2 separate regions of the Homo sapiens genome follow, and region 2 is linked to region 1. A link is a loop called in an ENCODE intact Hi-C map of the cell type or tissue named here. Cell type or tissue: heart right ventricle. All regions are shown on one strand.

Evidence for each region. A loop is a pair of places that touch in the nucleus more often than their neighbours do. Peaks named below come from ENCODE experiments on the same cell type or tissue, not always from the same donor. Only the 100,000 strongest peaks of a DNase experiment are listed, where the experiment ranks them.
Region 2: it touches region 1 in a loop (1.9-fold over the local background); 4 of 110 quality-filtered maps call a loop at or near these places.

What each region holds. Positions count from the first base shown.
Region 1 is chr14:20,326,410-20,328,909 of GRCh38, reverse strand. CCNB1IP1 (cyclin B1 interacting protein 1) reads left to right here. Exons shown (of 7, transcript NM_021178.5): 3 at 2,117-2,194. SNORD126 (small nucleolar RNA, C/D box 126) reads left to right here and starts at 2,371; the gene lies at 2,371-2,469. In heart right ventricle, a CTCF peak has its summit at 1,446 (motif pointing left); no DNase peak of the experiment used is centred here; H3K27ac peaks cover 909 bases.
Region 2 is chr14:20,393,963-20,396,462 of GRCh38, reverse strand. TEP1 (telomerase associated protein 1) reads left to right here. Exons shown (of 55, transcript NM_007110.5): 11 at 514-604; 12 at 836-1,013. Among named protein-coding and RNA genes, the nearest start is that of TEP1, 18 kb to the left of the region's middle. In heart right ventricle, no CTCF peak of the experiment used is centred here; no DNase peak of the experiment used is centred here.

The DNA of each region.
Region 1 (2,500 bases):
TGGGATCATTGATTGTTTATGGAGCATTTGCACAATACTTAGTAAATACGAAATGTCCTTTGTATGGTGGAATGACACTTGTTGAAGCATGCATGACTAGAATCCTGCAGGGAAGCATCACACATTGGGAAAGGTATCACATATTTAACATCAGGATTTATGTGCCAGGCTTTGTGCTATGTGTCAAAACAAAAAGACCAGGCCTCTTGCAATCTGGGTTTTGTTTGTGAGTTGAGATTAATAGAGAAGTTGTTCCTTTCAACCTATAATTATTATCCTGTAAGAATACTTAGATCAAGTAGTTTTTTTTTTAATTTCCTTTTTAAAAAAATTTATTTTAGGTTTGGAGAGATCAAGGAGTTTTAAGGTAGACATTGTTAAAACTGGAGAAACCTTTCACACCATGTCTTGCTTCTTGTCTACATTCTCTTAGTTAACCTTGCATCCTGCTGATCTGAAAACATTTTACATAGTTAAAGCTAAGTATAGGGCAAGGAAGGAGTAAAATAACATTTTGATCATATCTGTCTGAGATATTTAAAATGCTTCAGTTTCTTTCCAACCTACTGAGCTAGCATGTCACTGCATTACATTTTAAAGCAAACCTTTAGCTCTGTGTATTTCCTGTAGGAAGTACCATGGTGAATTGAAGAGTATGGAGTTTTGATGGAATTGAATTTAAATCCTAGCTCTTACTAGTTAGGTGACCTTAGGAAATTTATGTAATTTTTCTGAGCCTCAATTTTCCTGTAAATAGGGGGTTGTAAAATTTAAATGATACAAATTCTATACAGCTTGACAGATAGGATTTCTAAAGAATGATAGCCACTGCTTTCTTTTCTGTCAGCTTATTTTAGACCCATTCTTAAAGGCACTGATGTCCAATGGAGCCTTCTGTTATGATGGAAATGCTCTATGTTTGTACTGCCAATTTAGCTATTGAGTAATGAAAATGTGACTAGGGTAATGGGAGAAATTTAATTTTTAACTCTAATTAAGTGGTTACTTATTGGACATGCAACTTTAAGGTCCACTTGTGACCCACTCTTTTTGCTTCATGAAGCCTTCCTTGACCAATCCTACTTCTTTTCTTAACCTTACTTGCTTTCTACTACTTATTTGGTGGTATGTTAATTTCTGTGAGTCTTGTCTTTCTGGCTAGATTGTATCTGAGGTTATGGATTTTTAAATCTCCACACTGCTGCATGAAAAAGAACATAATGATGAAAGTATAACTGCAGTATTTTTAGCTAACAAGTTTTAGATGATCATTACAAGTAAATACAAAAAATTTTCTAGCTAGTAATTAGGTGAAGAGTAGGGAATAGTGTGAAGGTTGCCTGCAAAGATGAACTGCGTATCTAGTATGTATTTGACCTGAAAGTTCAGATGACACGCAAATGCTGGAAGAGGAAATTAAAGCAAGACTCTTTCTTACACTGCCATCTTGTGGCAGACTTGGGTTACAAATGTTACTAATTCAATTTTCCTATATAAAGGGAAGATTTTCTTCAGATTATTTTGACAAAGGATTACGAAGAGTAAAGGTTAAATACAATCCGGCATTGGCTCAAATGAAATTGAAACATGCTTTGAAAAAACTGACTATTTTGGATTATTTTCTCAGTTATCTGAATCTTAAAAGTTCTTGACTCCTTCCTCTTGCATAACTGTTTTCTTACTGTGAGGTTGTTGACCTTTATAGCCTTTCAGAAGTTGGTTAGACTATTGTGCAGTTTTATCCAAGCTTGTAAATTTATACAAAATTAAGCTTGTGTAGGGGTCCTGCTCGGTTTTTTTTTGTTGTTGTTGTTAAATTTTTTTTGTTTTGTTCGAGACGGGGTCTTACTCTGTTGCCTAGGCTGGAGTACAGTGGCACGATCACAGCTCACTGTAACCTTGAACTCCTGATCCTGCCCTATTTGATATTGAGCTTGGGCATTTGGTGACATTCTCCAAATAGATGAGTCAATAATTTATATTAATGAATGGAGAGTTAAATAAAGGATGAACGGTTACTCTAAATTTTCTTGTGACTTGGTATAGAACATGCTGGTGTGAGTTGTCATGTAATCATAACCTTTGTGAATTTATTTATGTTTTTTAAATTTTCCAGAAATGATCCTAGATAATTGATAGATCCTGTGGTTCAACTGGATTTCTAGATAGAAGCTGGATTCATGTGATGCCAGAGGTAAGAGTAAGAGCAAAATCTTCGTTTTTACCTCATTTGGATTTCTAATCACTTAGCAAGACTTGGGACTCGGTGTTATTAGTGGATGGAATTTGGTAATTAAAAAAAATCCCCAGTTCTAACCTTAGGAGAATTTTCCTGTTTAGGGATGAGGAGCCAGTGCTGGTTTGCCCTTCCTCAGTCATTTACAGTTTGCCATGATGAAATGCATGTTAAGTCCGTGTTTCAGCTGATCAGCCTGATTAAACACATGCTCTGAGCAGACTAAAGCTAGGGGCAAACACCTGCAATTGAATTCTGCTTGTT
Region 2 (2,500 bases), 68 kb before region 1:
AGGTTGAGGGAGATAAGTTTTGGGGTTCAGTAAATCCTTTGAGAAGTTACAGTAGAGTATAAGAACTTTCATTTTAATTTTCTGAGCTCAGTGACTTACCAGGAAGAGACACTTGTGTGATGTAACTGATTTCAGAAGGAGTCTTTGTTTTTTATTTATAGAGATGGGGTTTTGCGATGTTGGCAAGGCTGGTCTCAAACTCTTGAGCCCAGGCAGTCCACCTGCCTAAGGCTCCCAAAGTGCTGGGATTACAGGCGTGAGCTACCACACCCTGCCCAGAGGGAGTCTTAAAAGAAACGGGGCTCCTTCTGTTACTTTCTCTTCTTTTGTTACCTTTTCTCACATCCTAAAATGATGACTTTTTTCTTTCTTCTTATTACCCCTTTTCTATATCTCTTGTCTAAGTTCATTTTGTCCTTCTGTACCTTCCCACAAAGCTAATAGAGTGGACCCCTGAAGCCCCCCATACTCCCGGCTCCTGTGCTCATGACCCCTCCCTCCTTTGCTTTCTAGAAGTCGGTGATCCACAGTCGGCAGTTTCCATTCAGATTTCTTAACGCCCATGATGCCATTGATGCCCTCGAGGCTCAACTCAGAAATCAAGGTATTCTCCCCTTTCTTCCAACTCCTCTTTGCCTCCCACATCTGACAATAAATGAAGCAGCAGCACCAATATTTTTAGCCTCTTGCTTTGCAGTCTCAGGGTGTATCGGGGTGGGGGGCAGAGGTCAGGCACTTGCCAGCCCCAAGGGTTGGGGCTCAGGTCACATTACTGGTAGGAAAAGATGAGGGAATAGAAGCTGCCTAACTCGGAAATTTACCTGTCATCATACAGCATTGCCCTTTCCTTCGAATATAACACTGATGAGGCGGATACTAACTAGAAATGAAAAGAACCGTCCCAGGCGGAGGTTTCTTTGCCACCTAAGCCGTCAGCAGCTTCGGATGGCAATGAGGATACCTGTGTTGTATGAGCAGCTCAAGAGGGAGAAGCTGAGAGTACACAAGGCCAGGTATGTATGCACTGTCTGGGAGCCAAGGGTGGGCAATCGGGGCTACCCTGGCACAGGTTGGAAGTCATCTGGGAATCCCAACTGTTTTTCTGTAAAGGTTTGCTTGTCAGTCATCGCAGTGGCTCAGAACTGCCTGGTTTCTTGCACAGCACACCTTGTCTTTAACATTGTCCTAAAGAGAGATCATGAAACAAAGTCTACTCCTGGACCTCCACTCTATTATCTGTGATTGTTTTATTGGTTTATGTAGATTCCTTTCTTTTAGTTATGCTGATGTATGGTGGTGTATGCTGGTGTCCTCTCTGCTTCTGCTCTGATTCATGGTTTTCTTTTTCTTTTCTGTGACATGTTTGTTTTTCTTTTTGTTTCTATCTTTCTGTATTTTTTGACCCATTCATCTTTTTTGTTTTTGTTGTGTGTGTGTGTATTTTGAAATACACACAAAGATAGTTACCATCAGCAGGCTCAAAGACAGATGTACCATCTGTTTTGTAGGCTTGATGAAGTCTCAGCTGTCTTTTTAAGTGGTTCATCAGTATCTTACACTTATTTTTACTCAAAACAAACACAGGACTCACTTAACTTTCTAGAGGGCTCAGTAACTAGGAATCTCCTGAATCAGTAGCTGAACAGAGGGCCATTTAAGAATCAAGCCTGGCTGGGTGTGGTGGCTCACGCCTGTAATCCCAGAACTTTGGGAGGCCGAGGCAGGTGGATCACGAGGCAGGTGGATCATGAGGTCAGGAGTTTGAGACTAGCCTGGCCAACATGGTGAAACCCCCTGTCTACTAAAAATACAAAAATTAGCCGGGTGTGGTGGTGGGTGCCTGTAATCCCAGCTACTTGGGAGACTAAGGCAGGAGAATCACTTGAACCCGGGAGGCGGAGGTTGCTGTGAGCTGAGATCGCGCCATTGCACTCCAGCCTGGGCAACAAGAGTGAGACTCTGTCTCAAAAAAAAAAAAAAAAAAAAAAGCCCAAGGGGCCAGTCCAAATGGTATTTGTGTACTGACCAATGTAGCCACTAGCCACATGTGGCTATTTAGCAGTTGAAATATGCTAGTGACGTCTGAGTTGAGACATGCTAGGTTTTGAAGGCAGTCTGAAAAAAGAGTGTGAAATATTCATAACTTTTGTATTAATTACAGGCTGACATGAAAATGTTTTCATATATTGGGTTAAATAAAATGCAGTATTAAATTAATTTTAGCCAGGTGCAGGTGCTTGCACTTGTAGTCCCACCTACTTGGGAGGCTGAGGTGCTGGGATCTCTTGAGCTCAGGAATTTGAGGCTGCAGTGAGCTATGATCATGCCACTGCACAGACTAGGCAACAGAGGAAGACCCTGTCCCTTTTTTTTTTGAGACAGGATTTTATTCCCATCACCCAGGCTGGAGTGCAATGGCACAATCCCAGCTCACTGCAACCTCTACCTCTCAGGCTCAAGTGATTCTCCTGCCTCAGCCTCCCAAGTAGCTGGGATTATA